2 separate regions of the Homo sapiens genome follow, and region 1 is linked to region 2. Evidence: chromatin loops called from intact Hi-C (ENCODE). Cell type or tissue: Calu3. All regions are shown on one strand. Links, peaks and the distances in the headings refer to the core of each region. The heading gives the core; the rest is flanking DNA.

Region 1 (7,002 bases), core at 1,317-6,316, 61 kb before region 2:
TGTGCTATTACTGGAGATGAGGCTTATCGCACACTCACTTTTGTGCTGGGAGTACTTCTATTCTGCTATTTCAAGCATGAACAGCACACTATTAGGTAAATAAATCTGTGCACAGTGAAGAATGAGCATGACCTAACAAAAAGCAGTAAAATAAAAACCAAAAGACTTCCTGAGTTACTTGATCTTTATTGGTAGAGATTATCCATCAATTTTCTTATAACCTAATGTATTTCTGAATCCACACTGGGGATATTATCTAATCTTTTTCTCTTTGGGTAGTTAGATCCATACCTGCATGCTCTAAAGAAAGGATTGGACCATGTTGTAGAAAGTGGACAAGATTACTTTTAAAATAGAATGAGTTGGAGACCACTGAGATAATAGAATATTAAGATAAATGGTCATTACTCATATGGTAAATGCAATTGGAGATTATTTGAAGGCGGTCACCTGCTGGGAAATAAACTTTCAAGAAAAATATAACTTCTCGATGGAGGCTGTCATTTGACCCCATTATTGTACCTTGTCAGTGATATCTTTCATCTCCAATGGGATGGCATGTGCTAGTCAGTTTTGTGGTTATATGTCAAGTCATTCAATTCCTGTATATGTCTTTCAAAACATGGAAGGGCAGGGATGAGAAGGGGGAAGGGATATAAACTGACTTTGAACTCAAGATGGACTCTGTGGTTACTTTATCAAAACGTAAGAGTCTCTATTCCCATGACCTTGTCTAAACCTTTCTTAACATTTCATTTTTTCCTAGCATACATCAAATCTTCATGCCAAACTCACCTTAAAAAAAGATATCTCCTTTCATTCCTTTTATTCAAATTTGTTTCTCCTCAGTGGCTCCACATCTAGAATGCTGTCCCTTCCCATCTCTGGCTGAATTCTTAATTTACTCCTCTCACCCATAAGCTGTTGTCCCCTGAGGTGACGAAGTAACAGAGACTTGCATCATTTGACTCTCAGAAGCATAAAGACCAGGATAGAAATAAAGTTCATCCCGAAATGACAGTCAAGGGCTGTCCAAACGCAAGTGAGAATCAGAGAGGAAACTAAAGCAATATTCGAAGTCCCTTTGCAATAGTCTTCTCCAAATTCTCCCAGTACCAAACCCTGAGAATTTGCAAAGAAAAAGGAAGAAGGGGCAGGTGGCTAACATGTATCTTGTCCTTTGCCACTTTTAAAATCATAGCACCAAGGCAAAGCCAGATGCCTCTCCATCTCGTGCAATATTGAGAATCCTGAAAGGTGCAGATATTGCATACCAACGAGGGTTGCCTTCCCTATGTCTTCCTTGATCATCAGGGTTGTAAAGAACCCTAAGCAAATTTGCATCCAGACGTACGCAGAGGAAATCTAATGTGATAATCTTGGGTCAAAAGGAATAATAGGACAACATTATGTAAGGTATGGACACGATATTATGCTTTGAGAGATTAGCAGATGTCGAGGATGATTTGAAGAACATGATTCAAAATAAAGGTAAGGAGGTAGGCAGAAGTGTGACCATGGAGGACCTTATCAGCTATATTTAAAATTCTGGTATATATCTTAAAAGTCATTTAAAAATTCTTTAATAATAAATGTCTATCATATTATATGCTTAATGTAGAAGATCTCATTAAAATACCATTCCTACAGCAAATATTTGTTTGGTGCCTGCTACATACAAGTCACTGAAGTGCTTCCTCCTCTAATAATTTCTTGACTCCTCAAATGAGATTTGAACCCTGCTTCATCCAAATCCTTATAGCATTTTTATCATTAGTTTTAAATTTCTCATTGTGTAATATATATTTTAAACTTACATATGACATGTTAACCTCTGGCCCTTTGTCAAAATTTACAAAAGATCATTATTTCTTTATTGTTGTTACTTTTGCAGTTAAAATACTTCCTAGAACAATATTGTTTGTACTATGAGTTTATTTTGGGGTTCTCTTTAGCAACAGAGAAGCAAGAATTATTAGGAGATCAAAATGACCCTAAATCCAATTTTGATATCTTCTGTATTTTAAATTATAAAGGAGATCTGACACAATATAAAGTCCTCAAATTCCAAACTCTCACATACTGAAGTCCTTTCCAGAGGTGCTGATGTTGCTTAACTCTTCATTTCACTGTCTTTCATCTGTAATGTAACAAAGACATTTGAGATCAGTGACCACAAGCAGATCATATTAGTAGGCCTGCTATCAACTTGTCATATCAGTGCTTAGTTACTCTCACTAAATTCATTTTGTGTTGTTGAGTAACATAGGCAAGGAGTTCAGAGAATTCATGATAATAATCATGGAGATGAAAAGATTGGCAGGGAGGAATCATTATGGAGTTAAGCAAGTTTACACCCTATCCAATTAACTTCAACACTACTATCAGAATTAACAACTGAAAGTAAAACAAACAAAAAAAGGCTTCATCACTAAGGAAGAATAATTCTTTATAAAAATAATTGATACTGTATTCAAGTATTTCTGAACATGTGTCGGTAAACCAGAATCATCTCAATTAAGTAGGTGTCACGGATCGTAAATATTTCCTAAATACGCTGCTATGGAAATGATCATTACTTTTTAACATTCTCGAAAGTTAAATTAAAGAATGAAGACTCCAGATTATTGTTTCTCAAAGATTGGTTCATGGACAATTTGCATTAGAATAATGTGTGCTTTATTTATTCATTCATTTGTTAGTAATTTATTCACTCATGCTTTCATCAACTATTTATTGTTTATCATAGGACAAGTATTGTTTAATGTTCTGGAGTTGTAGTGGTGAAACTAAGAAAGCACCTTCTCTTGCTATTAAAGATGGGTATTATTAAAAAGGAAATTATCCTAGGCCCAACACTGACCTACCAAATATGAATATATGGTGATTAGACCATCCAAACTTCTGTCTTAGATTTATAGGTAAACTTTGCAATTGGGAGAAAAACTGCCCACAGTTAATCATTTCTGTGAGATACAACTTTTAAATAATGTACATTTTTCCACCATTTGTTTCCCCAAAACTATATACTTGAAATAAATAAAGAGTTCTCTTTCCTTATGTATAAGCACATGTATAAACACAGACAACCCTCCAATTTTCTCACTCATGTAGGGGACTGAAGACACAACTAGAAATATATAATCCTCTGTTATTTGGGCAGGAGGCTTCCGTTAAGCATTACATGAACACTTCAATAGACTTATTCAAGCCTGACCACTTTTTCTATGATTTTTACTTTTGATTACTTCTGTTCTGTTTTCATCCCCTGACCATCTTTTAAAAAATACATATTTAGTAATACAGATTGGATATGACTTATTGTTTCATCTGTTTCACAAATGACATTCATATTTTTCAGATTATAAATTTAGCCTAATGTCAAAGTTTTCTTATAGTGAACCTACAATTCTGCCTCTTTAATTACAATTTAAGCCCAGACCTCTTTCATGTTTTCTAACTGGATTCTTTTTCCCCCATAGCTTTCCTAATTATTCTTTCACTCATGCCATTTTTGGGTGGGAAGGGGATCAATATCTTAACTAAATTTTTTTCTAATGTGTCACCTTCTGGTGTTAGAAGGCTTAGGCCCCACACAGCCAATAAAGTTAGCAAAGTCACTGCCCCCAAGATAAAGTGAGACTAATTTGCTTTGGCAGCCAACATGTCCCAAGAGATTTGGGAGCCCAGCCAACCTGAACTCGGAAGCAGTGATAAAGCTGTCGACTGCCCAAGATTCCCCTCACTCTGATTCAGTGCAAAAAGGGTGGTACAGGACAAAGTGGTACCCAAATAGATTTTTTGCAGCCTAGATTTCATCCAGAGTATGGTGCTATGAACCAAGCCACAATTAAGACAGGAAATAATGTAGAATAAAGCAATGCATCTTTGACAGAAAACATTTTAGGGTATCAAAATAGCATGCTAATTATACAGTGATTTTTCTGCAACTGTGGAAACTACAAATACTTTCCTAAGTATAATTTAAATGGCTTCATTTAGTTGCATTTTATGACCCCCAATACTCCTGTGAATTTACGGAAGCACATTTAGAAGAACAGAGTTGCGATGTCACCTATTTACTTGAAGGCTTTCAGTTGAATATATTTTTTTCCAGTGGATTACCATGAAATACCCCTGCAAAGAGCATATTCAAGATGTTCTTAATTAGCTTCAGAGCAGGTATGCACTGCTAGCAATTTCACAGTGTCAGGGTCAAATATAGTGATCATCATTGCATCATTTCATACATGGAAATTCCCTTAGAAAAGTTAATCATGTAGAAATTTTAAAAATTCTGAACCCTGACATTCAATGTGTACAAGAAGAAACAAATATGACCAAATGGAACAAGATAGTAATAAACAAATAACAATAATAATGATAAATGTGCATTTTTAATAATCATTAAATTTAGAATCTTTGATTCACATTGCATATGTATACCATATAAAACTTATTTATAGCTCTGCAAAGTTCTATGGGCCTAATTTTCACATTTTTCATAATTAAACTTGAAGACACATTTTAGAATTTTGTAGGAATTAATAGAATGTACTTTCTGTGATGCTATCTTAAAGATTCTTAGAAAATTGCTTGTATTTTGAAGTATTTTATGATGAATGAATCTTCTGTATATTATACAAGATACCACAGTTTGCTGACATTTGAGGTTTTCTTTGATACCAAGGCAAGAAAATGAAATACTTAGATTCATATTCCTAATTTCTCTCCCCATTTATTTCTGTCATCCTGCTGTTTGTCAGCTGCAAACCTAGCTCTTACCTCTAGGCAAGCAGGCAAGCAAGCGTCTCTTTCCTGAACTAATAGCCATGTAGCTCCTTGAATTAATTGGCAAGTCAATGGTGCAGCCTGTGTGTTGTTTCCCCAGGAGACCTGGTACTTCACATCAGCAACTTTTTGAATTCAGTTTGGCCTTAAGTTTGCTCCCAATCTTAACCCTTTTTTGGCCTCTTATATTCAAATGGATGGTCATATTGAATATATTGCATATACAGTACAAGGATACATCTATCAATAAAACTCGAGAAAAGTGGGAAAGAGCCACTGATTTTTTACAAAATAACTAAAACATGCTTTTAAGGAAGTCTCTTGTAAAAAATTATTTTTTGTTTTGATGATTTATATAAAGGAAGATCTTTAAGAGACTCTTAAGAAAACCCATTTTTATGTGTTTTGCTGGATAGTTTCTATTTTAAATTATTTAAATTCTTAATTCCTTATACTTATTTAATCTTAGCAGAATAGATTGAAAATTAGAAGTTTTACTCCTGACTTGATCACAGACTTTTAAAATAATCTTGGAAACTCAACATAAAGTAGGTTTTCTTCTGTGTAAGATTAACAATTTAGGTAAGGTAAGACCTTTTCCAATTCCAAATTTCTGGATATATTTTAAAAATTCAGCCAGTGATTTGAAATATATTGTCAGTGATAAAGACAGAGCCTCAAATGCTTTTAATTATTTTAATTAGTTTTTCTGCTTAACAGAAATAACTTCACTGGAGCTCAGGTGTTCTGCTTCATTTTTTATTCAATCACTACCTGAATTGAATGATTCATGAGTAATTTTAGCAAGAACTGCTTGGAAATTATTCCCTTCAAATGACCCAGTGTTTCAGATAAGAACCATCCAGTGGAAAATAGTTTGAGTCACATAAGTAATTTTTTTTTCCCAGAGATGGGGTTCTCGCTTAGTCACCAAAGATAGATTGGGTGTGATTGCAGTGGTACAATCACAGCTTAGCTCACTGCTGGCTTGACTCCTGGCTCAAGGGATCCTCCCCTCTCAGTCTCCCAAAGTGCTGATTAGAGGCATGAGCCACAGTTATTTCATATATTTATTTATTTATTTTTGAGAAGGAGGATCACTCTGTCACCCAGGCTGGAGTATAGTGGCTCAATCACAGTTCACTGCAGCCTCCAACTTTTGGACTCAAGCAATCCTCCCACTTCAGCCTCTCAGATAACTGGGAACTGTAGGCGTGTGGCACCATGAGAGAACCCACCTAAGTAATTCTAAATTTTCTAGTAGTCACATTTGAAAACTAAAAAGAAACAGATGCAATTATTTTTAATATATATTTTAAGCCAATATATTCAAAAATTGTCATTAAGACATATAGTCAATATTTTAAAATATATTCATAAAATATTTTACATTGTTTCTTCTTGTATATTTTATATTTTCAGTATATCTCAATTTAGGCAGTAAATTTGTATCAGAAATAATTTATCTGTATTTCAAATGCATAACATTTACAGTTGAAAAAGTGAATTTATAGCCGCAAGTTATTCCACACATACTTACAAAGCTTTTAGCTAATTTTAAAATTAAATTAAATTTAGTTAGATTTATATTAAATTACAAAATTGAGTTTATTAGTGACACTAGCGACATTTCAAGTGCTCATGAAGCACATTTACTTCTGTATGTGTGGGTATCTACGCATAGATCCACTTCTCATTGGAGATCAAACTTGAACATTTGCTGGCTTCTAATTTACCAACAAAAATTCTACAAAGGGCAAAAGAGATTTTCTGTTAAATACACACAGTTTAATGAAATGTTAAGATAAATAGTTTTGCCTGACTTTAAAAAAAAATTCTGGTTCTTCTCTACAAATATGTGTTGCTTATATGAAAAGTAATTATTATCCCAGACTTTTTATTTTTGAGGTAATCCAAGTCACCCACCCTGTTCTTTAAGTAATCTAAAATAAGAGGTAATCCTTGAAAAATATTTTTCTATTTTTTGCTGAGCTTTTACAATTTTTCAGGATAAAGCCTCTCAAGAGTGGAGAGAGAATATTGTCTAAATCAAAATATTTAAATATACTTGGGCCTTGATTTCCTAAGTACATATACTACAAATTATCTTTTTGAAGCTCAGATTTCCTAAGCTATGAGTGAAAGTTACTGGAGAAGAGGAAAGGTTTTTAACTTTGGATATGGTATTTTTTTTTAACAACAACTATTTAT
Region 2 (7,002 bases), core at 1,093-6,092:
TCCTGCTAACTGGCCCACTATATCCACTGGACATTTGCATTGATTTATATGAGTTTGATTTATCTTTATTTGGTTGATTGTTTTCCTGAAGGAAAAAAAAAGAATTCTGGTGAGAAATGAATGAGAGAAGAGATGGGAAAAGATAGGGAATGGACAGAAGTGAACAGAGTCTGTTTCTCTTGAGCCCGTTTCTAGGTATGGACATAGAAGTCACTTGACTTTATTGAGCTTTGGTCCAAATGAGGATAACATGAACATTCTATAATTACTTAAAAGGGAAAATTCTGGAAATGAGTCCAGAAATTAGAGTTTTCATATAGGTAAAATAAGCAGGTCAACAACAACCAAAAAAATTTAATCTATTTCTATCTTGTTGAGGTTTACTTCTATTTGTCAGAGATAAATATCTAAAGAGATGCAAAGAAGGTATTATTATCTGCTTTCATGGTAATCATTTTCTAATAGGCATCAAGGAAAGTAAATGCAAATGTCACCAAACCCCACAGGTCTAAACAGGAATATAGACTACTATGCACGTTTTATCATACATTAGTGTTTAATTTAAGGATAGACATTTTCTTAGAGGTGCCTTTCTTTCCTTCATTCTTCACGGAGATGCTGTGCACTGGATTCCTCATGCTTCACTGACTTAGAAATGCTTTGTACATTATTTTTTCCTGTGTCTTCAGGCCTTCTTCTCCTCTTTCATTTAAGTCTCCAACAGTTTCTATTAAAAAAAAAGACAACTTTACAAATCACAGTTTCTTGCCCCTCTCCCTCCCATCAAATGACTACTATTCAAAGTCATCCTTGATTGAAAAATTTGTGTATATTCTCTCATTTTCATTTCCCATCACCAAATGACATTTAGTATTCTATTAGGCTTATGCTACTACTGCTCTTTTGAAAATACTTTCCTGAAATACACATATCTCCAATCAGCAATAGCTTTTGGATCTTACCTGCCCTGACTTCTCTGTGCTCTTCACCACTTTGCAATACTTGGGATTCTCACTTTCTTTGACTTTCAGTCGTCATTTTCTCTTGCTTCTCTATTAATCTGGCTATCCTTTCCAAGTCTTCTTTGCTGGCTCCTTCTTTTCCATGGAGTGTTTAAATACAGATAATTTCTAGATTTTCATCTTATTGTGCATAATCTCCCTGCAGCATCTCATCCACTGGCGGATATCAAGTACCATCCACTTACTACAGATGCCATATGATGCTCTTATATTGACCTCTCTCCTGAATGTATTATCAGTATTAATACCAAGATAGGTGCATAACTTGCATTTGAAAGCAAAATTGGTATTATCTAACAAAATTAAATCTTCATATTGCATTCTCTGTCTCCAAGATAGAAACAGTGGAATCAACCTTGGCTAATGATTCTCCTTCACATCCTATATTTAATAATTGCCAAATTCTATTACTTCTATCACAGAAATGTTCACAATATCTGATTTTTCCTCTCATTTATTGTAGATGTCCTTAGCCTCATTCAAGCATTCCATGTAGAGATACTACTTGTCTGGGATGGAGGATCTTGCATTTGAATTAAGGAGACATAACTACTAATGAGTAACAATGTGTGTCAAGGTAAGCACAAGGAACTTTGGAAGGCTAGATGAGGACATTTATCCAATATGCCTTTCTTCCCTGATCTCAGCTATTGCAATAGCCTCCTCACTTCTCTCCTGGTCAGCAAAATTTCCTCCTCATCCATGCTCCAACCTTCTTTCATATTGCATCCAGAATATTCTTCCACAGAAACTGCATGATTCAGCTTCACTTATTAAAAATCTCTTTGGGGTTCCCATTGCCTAAGCAGGAATTTATAATCTGGGTTTTAGATTTCTATGAAATCCCGTAACAAATTGTGGATATACACATGTGTATTTTTGGGACAAGGTCAACACATGCTGAACCACCAAAATTTAAACACCATCAACCAACAATATAAAACACAAGCTCCTGTAGTCTATACATTCAATTGTACGTTTTACTCATATTTTACTTATCCAGCTCCTTTTCTTTCTTCTCTCCATTAAATCAATCCTATTCCCAGGTACATCAGACATTTCCCAGATACTCTTGATGTTTTAATGCTTTTCTGATTTTGTACATGCTGTTACATAACTTAGAAGGGAATTGTCTATCAATCACCATAACATGTTTCTATGGACTGAAGACTAATTAGAGCGTTATAATAAGAAGCCCCAGGAGTGTTTGCCACTAGAACATCTCTGTTTTACAATATTTTTGTCCAATTTTGATAAGCTGTAGTTACCAAATGATACAATTTAATCCACATATGATATAATTTAATCCTCTATGACTGTCAGATAGTTCTCATTGGTCCTGTTTTCTGATAAGGGACTAGCACATCTCAGTTGCTTAAAAAAATTTAGTGCTTAGTATATTGCCTGATGCATGAAAGTCGCTCAATACAAGTTAGTTGAATGAATTAATAAATGCAAAAGAAATGCAGAGGCTATGTATTGGGCAAGACCATGTTTCTGACATTAATTCTGGTGAGAGGAGGTAAAAAGTAAAGCATGGGCACTTTTAGCAATAAATGATGTATTTGAAATAAATAAATAAATTCTTAAGAGTATAAATATGAGGCCCAGCTTGATTCAAGCATGTATTAGGAACTTCTGAGAAAATAAATGTTAACCCTCAATAAAATGTTGGAGGGAGATAATTACTCACTGGTTGGATTCTGTGCCATTTATTTTTCTCATCTGCCAGTCCCTAATATATTTTAGTAAAGGTACTATACACTAAGTGCTAAAGAAAATAATTTTTTGAGACTTAATCCTAAATGTTTTGAAAGCCAATAAAGAAGATACTGTAACAGTACAGGAGTAAGTGTTATAGCTCAGAGTAAAGCCATGGAGATAATGAGAACAACACAGTGCCTAGACATTTACAGGGAAAACTCACTTAGATCCAGTGGTGGCTGAATGTGAAAACTGATCAAAAGACAAAGTAAAGATGATAACCAGATGGAAGTCAGCTGTGCTGCCTGTGGTATTCAGAATGATGAAGAAAGTGTGTTTGTGTGGTGGAGAAAGGTAAGGAGTAGCATAATGAAATCTTTACTGGACCCTATGAAGGGCTCAATTTAAAATACTATGTAAGCAAACAAGTTGATTTAGAGTAACTTTGTTTTAAAGTCAATATAAAATAAGCTATAAGATACAGGCACATCAATAAATGCAAGAATGATTAATTAAAAGGATAATGTGGTAGTCATTGTACATGTATCATTTACTGAGTCCTTATTTATGTGCTAGGCATGGTACTGAATGTCATCTCTTTTACTTTCCCAACAACCCTATGAGGAAGGTATTTTTATTATCTCAGTATTACAAGTAAGGAAACTGAGGCTTAGAGACATTAAGAAACTTGCCCAAAGTCACATAGCTGAAATGAAGCAGAGCAGGAGCATGGATATGGGAACTTTTATTCAGCCTTCCAGGTTTTCAATTAATACCATTATATTCTTCCTTCTTAGGCTATTTAATAAACAATTCTAGATTTACTTGTATGTGTTTTTAAGGTCTTAATAACATTTTAGTAATGGATTTAATGTTGAGAGTTTATTAAAGATTGTGTCCAATAGTTCTGACAGACAGTATGAAAAAGTATCTGCTCTCTTGCATTGCTGAGAGTTTGTTCTCCACTGCTATGTTTTCATTTGAATAGTTTTTCCTTATAAACACAGTTTAAGTACAGCATGCATAGTCTATCCTAATATTTGAACTGCTTTTTAAAGCTACTTTAATGGATATTCTCCATAATTATGTTTCTTTTTATCTCAATATTTATAATTCTATAAATCTAACCTTTTTACAATCGCATTTTGATTTGTGCAATCTATCTGCATATTTGAGTTCACTCTCATTCCAAAGTTTCTTTAGGACTAATTGTGGGGTGTGTGTGTGTGTGTGTGTGTGTGTGTGTGTGTGTGTGTGTGTATGTATGTTTGGAGTTAATAAGCTTAGATACTAGGGGGGAAAACACTGGAAAGATTATACCACAGATAATTAATAAAAATCAATTAGTTTGTTAATGAGTACTCTGTCAGTACCCAAGGTGCTGGAAACCAGCTGGGGGAAGGAAATCAGGATCCCTGAATAGGACATTTAGAATGCTTGAGTCCTGCTGAGAATTTGAGAGGAAATAACTATAAGAAGCACTACTTGGGTTAAAACTGGCTAAATTTCCTCTTGAGGTTACAATTCCTCCAGCCAATAAATCTAGTAAAAAAGTGATTCACCTTTAGTGTATGCCATAAAGCATTTTCTGAGGCCTTAAGTACATTGCTCACTGCCCTGTATTAAAAACAAACCCATAGTTGTAAATGTCAATGACTAAGAATATTATAGCCCTTGCATCTTTCTTATGTTAGTAGAAAAGCTGGAAGCACCCATTACCTCTTCTATGACTTTTTACACTGTATTTATGTAAATGGCAAAAGTCAAACATGAGCTGACAGGGAAATACAAAATCTGTCTTCCAGTGGTCTTTGGACGAAAAAGCAGAAAATTCCAGTGACAGCAACTGACTTTCGTCAAAAGTTTTTTTCAGAACAACTCATTCTTTCTATTGTTAATTATATCTGTGTTAAGATTATACTTTCTCTTCCTATGTAATTATGAATTATTTATGGGAGTAATGCAGAAGAGGGGATTTGCATATAAATAAATTAAATAAATTTAGCTTACCATAGGGTGACCACTTAAAACTATAATTTCTGTTTCATGTATCTTCTTCTAAGAATCGAGGAAGAAAAGCTAAATATATTCTAGTAGATTCATAGCTTTCATATAAATTTGTACATACAGTTTTATTGTAAATATCTTTCACAAGTATCCTATAATTGTCATAAATGTCAATATGACTGCTAAAAAGCCTCCCTTTTGGATAAAGAATAGAGGCTCAAAGATGTTTATAATTTTGGTTACCTTTTTATAACAGAAGTGTTCAATAGTCTATGAAGTGAATTAATAATATGGTATAAGATGTATGAATTTTCTATTGAAAAGTTGTACCTAATAACTCCCTCTCAGTATGAGGTCATAGGGGTAGAAGATCATTGATTTAACTTACTCAACTCTAACTTTCATGGATAACATATTCCTTTAATTACCTGCAAAATGTCTGGGTAGTGAAACAGAGCTCATACATTAGTAGGAGAGAAAATACACTGAATACAAATAAACGATTCTTTAAGCATGTCTATTTTTAGTCAACTAAATAAGTTAAGGCTTTTTTCCCCTCACATATATGTTACTACAGTTCCTTTTATAATATGCACAACTATGTACTAAAAACTGCATTAGTACAATCAGAAAAAGTGGTATCTATACCAGTTTAAGCAAATTAGATTATGGTTTCCTTTTTAGCACTCTCTTAATTTTGAGATATTTCCTCTAGTACATTTTTAATTACAAGGCAATAGTAGTAGTCTCAATTCCCTGACCTTACAATTCTTTTAAAGCATGAGATTTTTCAAATGTTCTGGCTTCCAGGTACATATAAAATGCAATTATGCTGTCTTTCAAAATATTTTGAAAAATGAAGAATGCATCTTATATTTATTTTAGAAATATAGCTATGTTCACACACACGAATGAGGAAGTCATCTGTGAATAGGTAAATTGTTGGAGCACATATATTGTTAGATTTATAATATCCCATTTAACTTTTGCAATATCCCATCAAGAAATTGAATATTACTTAATGAACACTGTAGTCCCACCTTATTTGCCAGGAATATGTTCCAAGGCCCCCAGTGGATGCCTGAAATTGTAGATAATATCAAGCCCTATATATGCTACATTTTTTCCATCTGATAAGTGACAAATGGATGGGTAGCATGAACAGTGTAGGTATGCTAGACAAAGAGATGAGTCACTTCCTGGATGGGATGAGCAGGAGGGCATCAGGTTTCATATGGCTACTTAGAATGGCACACAATTTAAAATTTATGAATTTTTATATCTGAAATATTTCATTTAATATTTTCAGATCGCAGTTGACTTCAGGTAACTGAAACCACAGAAAGTGAAACTGAAGATAAGGGAGGAGGACTACAGTAGCTGTGTGACTTTTTCACAAAATTAATCATTATAATCAAAGAACAAAATACTGCAGTAGTCAAGTATGTTTGAATCTTAGGGTTTCAGACCATTTTCCTTTCTCAGTTTTCTATCTCAGAGTGTAAGAGTACATATAGCCTGGAAACGACATAAATACAATAAAAAGAACAAGATATAAAAAGTCTTTACTAATTGATTAAAAAGAAAAGGTTAAGGACCACGTGGAAATCAAGTTATGTTTATGAGTTCTGAGAATGACAACATGTTCAGAAGGAAATAGTTTTAATTCTATGAAATTTAAGTTTCTATTTCTAGTTTTTGAATGTAACTCTTTGAATATTGTCCTTAGTTTTGTTTTCTTGTTCTTTTATTTTATTTTTAATTGACACATCAGAATTGTACATAGTCATGGGGTACACTATGATGCTTTGATATAGGTATACAAAGTAGATGAAGAAGACACAAGTAAATGGAAATATATTCCACATTCATGGATTGTTTTTCAAACGCTAATTGTATTTATTTTAGAAATGTAGAAATAGTCACAAATAGAAATTAGTATTTGATAAGTGCTGAGTCTCTGTACTAAATTAGCTCACCTGATTATGTGAATCATTTAATGTTTGATTTAGCTGATAAGACTGGTCAATATTAATATTATAAATACTATATACCATTCTCATATCATGCTAACATAAGAAACAATAAAATTTTAAAAGAAAAATATTGTTTGATAGATTGTAAAATGAGAAAGCCAACTGGCTATTTTGGATAAAAATGAGCAGGTCAACAAGGTCCTAATGGGTTTACTACAGTTTAGTCAGACTCTCAGTTTAACATTTACAGAAATCCAATTTGAAAATTTATTCAATTATTATTAACTTCTTAA

What was found. Hi-C counts contacts between places; a loop is a spot of excess contacts. Peaks named below come from ENCODE experiments on the same cell type or tissue, not always from the same donor. Only the 100,000 strongest peaks of a DNase experiment are listed, where the experiment ranks them.
Region 1: a loop joins it to region 2, with 2.2 times the contacts of the local background. A loop is called at or near these places in 1 of 110 quality-filtered maps.

The regions. Positions count from the first base shown.
Region 1 is chr5:91,952,114-91,959,115 of GRCh38, forward strand. No RefSeq gene overlaps it. Among named protein-coding and RNA genes, the nearest start is that of ARRDC3, 570 kb to the left of the region's middle. In Calu3, for the core only: no CTCF peak of the experiment used is centred there; a DNase peak (open chromatin) is centred at 3,688.
Region 2 is chr5:92,013,679-92,020,680 of GRCh38, forward strand. No RefSeq gene overlaps it. Among named protein-coding and RNA genes, the nearest start is that of ARRDC3, 630 kb to the left of the region's middle. In Calu3, for the core only: no CTCF peak of the experiment used is centred there; no DNase peak of the experiment used is centred there.